Linked DNA regions of Homo sapiens: region 2 is linked to region 1. The links are chromatin loops, found by intact Hi-C in ENCODE. Cell type or tissue: IMR-90. All regions are shown on one strand.

What was found. Hi-C counts contacts between places; a loop is a spot of excess contacts. Peaks named below come from ENCODE experiments on the same cell type or tissue, not always from the same donor. Only the 100,000 strongest peaks of a DNase experiment are listed, where the experiment ranks them.
Region 2: it touches region 1 in a loop (3-fold over the local background); 2 of 110 quality-filtered maps call a loop at or near these places.

What each region holds. Positions count from the first base shown.
Region 1 is chr17:13,335,339-13,340,338 of GRCh38, reverse strand. No RefSeq gene overlaps it. Among named protein-coding and RNA genes, the nearest start is that of LINC02093, 31 kb to the right of the region's middle. In IMR-90, a CTCF peak has its summit at 2,352 (motif pointing left); a DNase peak (open chromatin) is centred at 2,348; H3K4me3 peaks cover 718 bases; H3K27ac peaks cover 167 bases.
Region 2 is chr17:13,112,555-13,117,554 of GRCh38, reverse strand. No RefSeq gene overlaps it. Among named protein-coding and RNA genes, the nearest start is that of ELAC2, 97 kb to the right of the region's middle. RefSeq lists an enhancer at 2,413-5,000. In IMR-90, a CTCF peak has its summit at 2,851 (motif pointing left); no DNase peak of the experiment used is centred here; H3K27me3 peaks cover 1,456 bases.

The DNA of each region.
Region 1 (5,000 bases):
TGCAGCTTTCATAAAAAATGGGATTTCCTCTTGCATATTGTTTTATGACCTGCTTTTGTCATCCAGCAGTATCCTGTGAACATTTTCTTAGCCCTTTATCTCTTAAATCTCTAGTGAATGCATATTATCTTTGTAAAAGTAAATAAATATTTGTTGAATGTCTAGATAAAAGAATTTTAAGTACACACTATAGTTTGTTTAATCTCATATTTCTGAACACTTAAATTTGGATCAAATCCTCATAGTAATAAGAAATAAAAGGGTGATCATCCTTGTACAGATGTTTTTATATACATCTAATCAGTTCCTAAATGTGACATTCCTCGGTGAAAAGATATGCACATTTTAATGTATTTGAAATGCACTGCCAAATTGCCCTGCAGAAATGATGTTCCAATTTACATATCCACCACTGGAATATGAGAGTGTCCATTTTTTTTCTGTAACCTGCCTAACACTTGTGTAATTATTCATTTTAGTAATTTCCAAATTGAGACAAAAACAGTATTTAATTGTAATTTTCATTTTTTTGGCTACTAGTGTAGTTTACAATGTTTAGATTTGTTTATTTGCCATTTGTATTTTTTCATTGGGAATTTGATTGTTCATGTCTTTGTTGTTCATTTCTACTGTGGCGTTTTGGCTTTTCTTTTTTTATAGAGTTCTAAGACTTCGATATATTGTGGATAATTGTATCTTTTCATTAATCTCTTAAAAATATTTTCTTGTTGATAATTTTAGTTATCTTTCTCTGGTTTTCAGAAAAAACAGTTTGGTTAATATGTAAATACTTTTTAAGTGCTTAAAAATTTTTCTTACCCTATCATTGTGCAAATGTTCAAATCAGCACTTTTAGTTTTCTTATATATTTATGTTTCATCATTTTCTCTCTGTAATCCACCTGGATTTTATTTTGCAATATTGTATGTGGTAGGGAATTAAATTTGTTATTTTTAAAATAGTAAACAATTTATTGAATTAATCTGTTTTTTTATTGAAAAATTTGCAGTGCTACCCTACTAAATACTAATTCACATGTATATCTAAGAATACTTACTTTTCTCTTTGAGTAGTTAGTGCCTTTTGTGATTACTTTAGGTTGATGATAAATTATAAACAAAGTATTTAACAATGGAATTGCCTCTCATCCTTATTTTCTTGGATCTTTTCTTCTATTGATTTTTCACATGAACTTCCAAAAAAAATTGTGAAATTTGAAAAAAAATTCTGAAGCAATATTTGTTGGATTATCATTAAAACTATAAGCTAACTAAAGGTAGAATTGATATATCTACAATATTCTTCCCATCCAAAAGAGGATAATCTTTCATTTTTTAAAGTGTCTTTTTGCCACTCAGGAGAGTAATTGCTGTATGGTAATATACATTGCTTTTCAGTATACTTGAATATTGTAATATAATATATTTTTGTTATAATTTAATTGATAATTGCTGCATATAGGAAGTTGATTTTTGTAGAATTATTTTAAAAATTTTAATGATTTTGTACAATTTATTTATAACTGACCCACTAACACTATTTTCTTATCCCAACCTTCTGTTTTTTTAGAAGAAAGAAATTATGATTTACACACAATGATGATTTTGTCTCTCCTTTTCTATAATACCTTTTCTATTTCCCTTGACTTGCTGCATTATCGAAAACAGCCAGAGGAAAATTTTGCTGCATTATCTAAAATATCCAGAGGAAAATTTTAAATTATGACAGTAAGCATATTTTTCTTCCTCCTCATTTTAACAGAAATATTTATGATATTTCACCATTAAATATATTTTGATATATATTTTTGAGGTAGTCTGAAGTAGTCATGTTAAGAAAGTATCCTTCTAATCTTAGTTCTAAGTGTTTTCAGTTCTATTGGACTCATACATAAATAACTTAATCCAAGATAAAGGAAACAGCATGAGCTCAAAGTCAAGTACAATGTCACTAAAACTAGAGTTGTCAGACATCCTGTCCGTAATGGATTATCCTATATTTCAAAAACAATTGTGTCAGGATGTATAATCATTCTGCATTTGATCTAGATCTGACACTACCGATGACATCTGTTAGTCTCTAACTTTCTCCTGGCCAGTAACAATACGCCCCACATTCACTGAAAATAAAATACGGCAGTCATAATAAAAAGCAAATTTTGTAAACAAAATTTCCCAATAGTGGGCTGAGTTTATTCAGATCAAGTTCTGGGTCCTACTCTCAGTTTTTAAATCCTATAATCAGCAAAATGCGCGTGCAGTTTTGGACTTCGATGTGAGAAGTAAATAGCAATTTAGGTTGTTAGGTTTCGAAGTAATTGACTCTGGAGAAGACCCGAGCATATCTCCGGAGCCATCTAGTGGCTGCAGAATGCATCGGAAAAAAAAATAATAACCCTGGTTTGGTCTTCAAGTTCAGAATAAAAATGAACGGGGACATCATTTGAACCCTCCTTCCCAAATCAACACAGTCTAGGACTTTGTACACAATGGGAGTGCACTTACTTTTGACTACGAAGGATTTGACTAATGAATAGAAAAATACTCAGATTCATGCTGAGGTCTACGCAGCTTAGAGATATGTTTCTATTACCTGGTAAAAACAACCATTGATTAAAAAAAGACAATGTAAGCAAGGGAATAGCAGGCATAAGTCACCAACGTGATAAAGAAAAACTTTAAAAGATGAGTAGCTACTGTGTATGTGTTTTAGACTTCAATGGTGGTTACTAAAAGGAAAGAATTTTAGTCAGGAAAAAATGCATTTCTAATACAGGTGTGATTCGTGGCTCTTAAAGTAACCCACTAGATTTTGACAGTGATAAAATTACTGAAGCTATCTTCCGTGTTTTCCTTAAATTCCTACTTCTGTCTACATAAAAACACAAGACCAATAAACAATCAAACAAAAAGAATTACCCTGGATCGTAGCTGGGTGTGCTTAAGAACAAAGATAAAGCAAATTGATAGCTTTCGAATGTTAATAGGGTTTGTCACCTCCCAGAGTGTGTAAATTGAAGACATCTGTCTGGTCTAAAATAAATTCCAGAAATCCCAAACTAATTGCTTCATATACACAATGCAGAACCTCAGAATTCCATGCAAAAATAAACCTTCATTTGGAAAATAAACTTCATGAAATTACGATAAAAGGGGACCTGTCAATGAGCCAGCGCTTAATACAGAAGGATTATTTTGAAATAAACTTTTCAGAGCTCATTAGAATCGGAAAGAACTGTGAAAATAGATATGTCTCCCCAAGTCCTTAGGTATGTGATGGCGTTTAAAGAAGTTAGATGAAACTAATACACATTTACATCAGAAGTCTTTGTTGATTTTTTGGAAATTATATGCATTTATAACATACAATAAAAGAAAATAACATGGTTTTTCTTTTCTGCCCTCTGGAAAAGAAAAATGCAGCAAAACCATTCCCACAAAAAGTCCTGTTGAATCATATCCCAGGATCTCACATCTCAGAAGAACAGTTCTTCCTTTTGTCTGTTCATTCCAAAAGGGAGTTATTGTTGTTTAAAGGCTACTTAAAATATCCTACAAATGGACAAGCGTTGGCAAAGTCTTTTCTAGGAACTATATTAATTTCTCACGAATATTTTATATGGTATTTTTAGACCTGAGAAAGGGCGAGTAGGCTCATTCAGTGTTGCTCTAATTCAGATAATTATAAGACCGCTACACAGGCAGAACTCTTAGCTGCAAGCGAAAGAGATTAAAGTTGCACGAGCTTAGGCAAAATGGAAACTGAATTGATGTGTATAGCTAAGTTGCAGGAAGAGTGGGATCCTGGTATCTTCGAGATGGCTGAATGGCGGGTTGCAATGATACTAGGACTCTCTCTGAGCATCAGTGGACTCTGCTTCAGGCTGAACAGTGGCTTTCTTCTTTCCTGTCACATGGCTTTCCCTTCAACACTAGAGCAAAGTTTTCAGCCATTTTTGCTCTTACATATTCCTAGCTTTACCATCAGAGAAGGAAAAGATGCCACTCAATGTAGTTAAATAAATCTCCATAAAAGACTCATTGGTTTAGCTGAGTTTTCTGCCTTTTCCCCTAGACAATCACCGTGGCTGTAGAGGGAAAGTTCATGCAGAAGCTGGCAGTCACCCCATTCTGACCACATGTTAGAGCAAGGTGCAGGGGTAGGGGTGGGTGCAGGTGGTGGGGATAAGGTGTCAACGCTGCAAAAGAAGCAGGTAAAGAGGTGGCTACTCCCAGCAGAAGGAAGAGATGTTGGACTTTTTTTTTTTTTTTTTTTTTGAGATGGAGTCTCACTCTGTCACCCAGGCTGGAGTGCAGTGGCGCGATCTAGGCTCACTGCAACCTCCGCCTCCCAGGCTCAAGCGATTCTCCTGCCTCAGCCTCCCAAGTAACTGGGACTACAGGCGCGCATCACCAGTGCTTGGCTATTTTTTGTATTTTTAGTAGAAACGGGGTTTCACCATATTGGCCAGGCTGGTCTTGAACTCCTGACCTCAAATGATCCACATACCTCAGCCTCCCAAAGTGCTGGGATTACAGGCATGAGATATCACGTCCGGGTGAGATGCTGGACATTTAAACCACCACTTTCCAGCCCAAGCACCAAGCAGCAGCAGCAAAACAGCAGAATGGAGGCTGACATGACAACAAAATAGGGTCAACTGATTCACTAAGTTTTCCCTGATTGGGAAGGGTCTAGCGAGGCAGGCGGGAGTTGCCATCTTATACCTCAGGCAGAAGGAGTAACATCTCTGCACTTAGGGAAAATGATCTGAGTGAACCAGCAACTTTTCTAAGAGGCTTGGCTTTCCAGCTCATCATTTGTTCCAGAATCCTACTTTGGATACCAAAAGCTGAATGTTTTCATTCTCTTTACATTCTTTTGTTTGTTTGTTTGTTTTGTTTGTTTATTTGTTTGTTTGTTTTGAGACAGAGTTTCGCTCTTGTTGCCCAGGCTGGAGTGCAACGGTGCGTATCTCAGCCCACTGCAACCTCCGCCTC
Region 2 (5,000 bases), 220 kb after region 1:
ACACACACATATATTTATTAATAAAAGAATAAATAATTATGGCCAGTCGCACAATACAACCATTTTTTAAAAAAATACAAAAGACACGTCCAGTCTTTATGGCATTATTTACCACAGCAGAAAATGAAAAATAACCCAAAATTGGTAGATAAATCTTTTATATAATGACATAAGTTCAACAGTGGAAATCAAATAGGGCTAAGCACATTGACATGTACATCAGAAACATAATGTTGAATTTAAAAGCAAATCACACACTGGCTGTGGTGGCTCAGCCTGTAACCCCAGCATTTTGGGAGGCCAAGGCAGGCAGATCACTTAAGGTCAGGAGTTCGAGACCAGCCTGGCAAAGGTACTGAAACCCCATCTCTACTAAAAATACAAAAAAATTAGCTGGGTGTGGTGGCTACTCAGGAGGCTGAGGCAGAAGAATCACCTGAACCCAGGAGGCAGAGGCTGCAGTGAGCTGAGATTGCGCCACTGTACTCCAGAGTGGGTGACAGAGCAAGATTTCATCTCAAAAAAAAAAAAGCAAATCACAGATCTCTTCAATATAATACAATTTTTAAGCTAGTAAAAACAGGCAAAACAAAACAATGCATTACTTGGAGACAAATATATATATGCTAAAACTAGTAAGAAGAGTGAGGGAATGAGAAAAATGAGGGATTCCTGATGGGGAAGTGGAGAGAGAATAGGGAGGAATATCAATAGTATTTCAACACTATCACTCATGTTTTATTTCTGATGTTGAGTGGTAGAGTCTCAGGTATTCATTCTATTATGCTTCAGAGGCTATATATGGGTTGTGTTTACTCTTTTGATGGTATCAAATGCTTCTGCTAAAACTACAGTGTATACGCCATACCCATGCACTTTCCAAAAATTGTACATAGGTGCATATATAATAAAAATAGTTTTCTCTTGTTGTTGTTGTTTGTTTGTTTTGAGATGGAGTCTCGCTCTGTTGTGAGGCTGGAATGCAGTGGTGTGATCTTGGCTCACTGCAACCTCCACCTCCCGGGTTCATGCCATTCTCCTGCCTCAGCCTCCCAAGTAGCTGGGACTACAGGCATGCGCCACCACACCCAGCTAATTTTTGTACTTTTAGTAGAGACGGGGTTTCACCATGTTGGCCAGGATGGTCTCGATCTCCTGACCTCGTGATCCACCCGCCTCGGCTTCCCAAAGTGCTCGGATTACAGGAGTGAGCCACCACGCCGGGCCATAAAAATAGTTTTTAAATGAGGCAGGTTTCTACTTTTTGAGATGGAAAGGCTAGAATGATGTCCCAATTTTATTATTATGTGGAAAAAAATTAAGACATAGCTGTACCTATTAGTATAAAGCCGTTCATGGGAGAGAGATTATATACAAATGTATACTTGTCCATGCATAGAAAATACCTGGAAGTATACACACAAAATCTGCACAGGTGCTCTTGTAGGAATGGAATTAGCGGACCGGGAAAGGAACGAGATTTTGTTTTCATTCTATTTCATGCATTGCATCTGTTTTATACTTCTGTGTAGATAGGATTGATCAAATGATAGTATTTAAGAGTATAATACTAGAAATATAACAGTGTTAGAATTTTTACTTACTGAGTGCTTACTGTTGGCACATAGTATTTTTTTTTTTTTTTTTTTTTTTTTTTGAGACGGAGTCTTGCTCTGTCAACCAGGCTGGAATGCAGTAGGCAGGATCTCGGCTCACTGCAACCTTCGCCTCCCGGGTTCAAGCGATTCTCCTGCCTCAGCCTCCCGAGTAGCTGGGACTACAGGCACCTGCCACCACGCCTGGCTAATTTTTTGTATTTCTAGTAGAGACGGAGTTTCACCATGTTAGCCAGGATGGTCTCGATTTCCTGACCTCGTGATCCGCCCGCCTCGGCCTCCCAAAGTGCTGGGATTACAGGAGTGAGCCACCGCGCCCGGCCCAGAAACGGGGATTTTTTTAACCGGGAAAAGAAAACACCCCAGATGTGATTGCTGTCTCTGAATAACTTCAGGACTGTCAGGAAAATGATGAGGTTCACTTCGTATGTTTCCAGAGAGAAGGACTAGGCCACCGGACTGCAGCTATAGGAGAGACAACATGGTTCTCCAGATGAAACCAGCTGCCCCCAGCGGCGGGCAGCTCACTGCCACCCACTGTATTCCAAGCCCGGCCCACTGGACCGGTCATCGGGGACCCCCTTTAAGCCTTCCTGCTAGAAGATTCTTTTTTCTAAAGTCGAAGGCTGCAGAGTTGACTAGGAGAGGACAGAGCTTTTCCTTCAGGTGAAAGGGAATGACTGTCATTCATTCTCAAAGTGGAAAGCCACGTACTGGCAGGTGCACTCCCAGGTCAACGCGGAAGTCATGAGTTTTGCGGGTTTTCTGCTTAGGCTGGATGGAAGCTACTGTCTTCCTCGAAACGTGTGAAAGCAATGAGATCATTCCTCTTCTCTGAGGTGGGGGAGATGGGGAGACCGGCCTGAGATACAAAAAGAAAATTATGAGGTAGGGACTGGGCGGGGGGACCCAGAGGGAGGACTGAGAGCGAGAGCCAGGGAGGCAGGCAGACAGTAGGCTGGGCAAAGCCAGAGGAGAGAGGCTGCGGGAGGTGAGAGTCTGAGCCGAGAGTGACCCCAGGTTGAATCAGGGATAAACGCTGGAATGGGCTGTAACCAGGAATGAGACGTCTGGCATTTTGTAATTTCTGGAGAATTCCTCTTAAATTCCCTTTCCCTTCAGTAAACATGATGAAAAACCACTGCCCGCCATGTGTGTGGTCTCCGTGGCACACAAGAGTGAGGGTCACAGCCAGGACAGGGAGACGGGAGCCCAGGAGCGGAAGAGCAGAGGGGCAGCCCGCCCTCTCCTGGCCTCACGGCGAAACTGCTCAACACCGAGGCTCTGAGGCCGAATCCTAGCTTAGAGATGGGCACCTCGCAGCAAGGAAAACGTCATGGACAGCAAGCATCTTGCCTAGCAGCAAACAACATAGTGCCTTTCTCTATCTGGAAATCTCATTAGAATGCAGGACGCAGAGAGCTGAAACCATCTTCTCAGCCAACTAGAAATTTTGCAAAGAAATGATTTTTGAAAATGATTGTGAAGCAGAATTGGCAGAAGCATCATCATCATCTCTCCTATTTGTCTGGTGACACTCAGTTTGCAAAAACCCTTTCGCACGTGCCCTCTCATAATACCCGCATGGAGTATTGTTTTCCTCCTTTGCAGAGGAATGCTGTCTGCAGGCATTCCTATAGGTACATTGCACACCCACGGTGCCACATCTCCCGGCTTGTCCTTCCGTCTTGAGTCCTCTGTTCCATCCAACCCAAGGGCCCTAAGAACTTGCACAATAAATGCAGAAGTCTTTGTGACCGTCATTCAGACACAAGCCAGTCCCTGCCTCTGTTCGCTCAGAACTCCCAAGATGACTGGCAGCCAAGATCTCAAGCCATTCACTGCACTCTCAAGGAACCTGTGCTAGGAAGACAGAATGAGGGCGAGGTCTCCGGCATTCGTGGATTATACACATGCGCCCACACGCGACCCACGTCATTCCTTGCTTTATAGCATTACTGGAGAGTTCATAAAAAAAAGCAGGCTTTTCTTCTCAGCAGAGTTGAATGCTTTGTAATTGCAAGATAATAAAGGAAAGATGGGGTGGCATAGGCTGCCTGCAGCTTTTCCTGATACCTGCCAGTTAAACTTCTGACACCAAAGTCACCCTGCCATTTGAATCGATCAAGCCAGGCTAGAACTAGGAAAACAAGAAGGTCAGTAGCAAATGAAGTAAAGCCCTCTTGTCTTATCCTGGCAGAGGTGGTGAGCCCCTTAGCACCTTGTCAAACACTAAATTTAATCCCAGTTTTATTTTCAAATCACTTTTTTAAAATGCACTAACCATTAAAAGATAGGGGAAAAGGTCCTTTTAAAATGATTTATTATGTGTTAACAGCTAAAGAAAACCTAAACAATGTCTCCATAAAGACTCACGATCACGTTTTTAATTAAGAGCCACAACTTTTAATGGAAGGCATAATATGCCCATTCATTGCAGGACACTGGGCTCCTCTGGGTAACCCAGCAGTCAAGCTCAGGGGAGGAGTAACGACTTTCAGTTCACACCTCAAAGTCTCCTGTTAAAGAAAATAACAATAAAATAAGATCACTTGAAACCTTTTGAGTTTGGGAATTTTAACCCAGAGAAAGGGTGCATTTTGCTCAATTACAGGGACGCTTTTTCCTGGTTCGGGGCCCACAATAGCCCGCTCAGTGCTCTGAGTGCCTCAGACACCCCCTAAGTCTTAGCAGGTAAGTGGGCTGTGCTCAAAGTGCCCTGTGTGTGTGCTGCCTGGTAAATTCCTGCCCATACCCAGGGGAGGCTGCGCCCCCTGAGAAACAAACTGTTACTTACTGTCTCTTTCTCAAACTGGCCCCTTAACAGCTTTTTCTTCCCTAGCTCTTTTATTTAAGACTGAAAGTTAACAATCTAGGAGGACAGAGTGCTGTGTCCTTTTGTATGGCCCCGCAAGGTGTATGGTATCAGGCACCATTTATCTATTGCCAGCTTCACTCCCTTAGCCCTGGCAACAATGAAGTAAAAGTATGAAGTGAGCTCATCATTATCTCCGTTTACAGATGGGGAAACCGAATCTTGGCGAGGATAAGGAATTTGCTCTTGTCATTAAACAGTACAAGAGACTATGGGCCGAGGCAGGGTGGATGGGAGATGGGGTTCAGGATACCCTAAAACATGGTACATTCACATTTGAGAAAACAGCAGAAACAGGAAAGTGACTCTCACCTTCTTCTGCCCTTCTCCCCTGAATCAGGTCCCAGGATTCTCGTTCCACGGGGGCTCTTTCTATGCCCAGAGGAAAGGAACTTTCTTCTCTCTGAAGACGCAGGGTCACAGAGAAGAATCTGAACAAATCAGCTTTGCTAAGTTCCCACAAGTTTCTTGCATACTTTTAAAAAATACAGTCACTCTTCTCCAGGTCT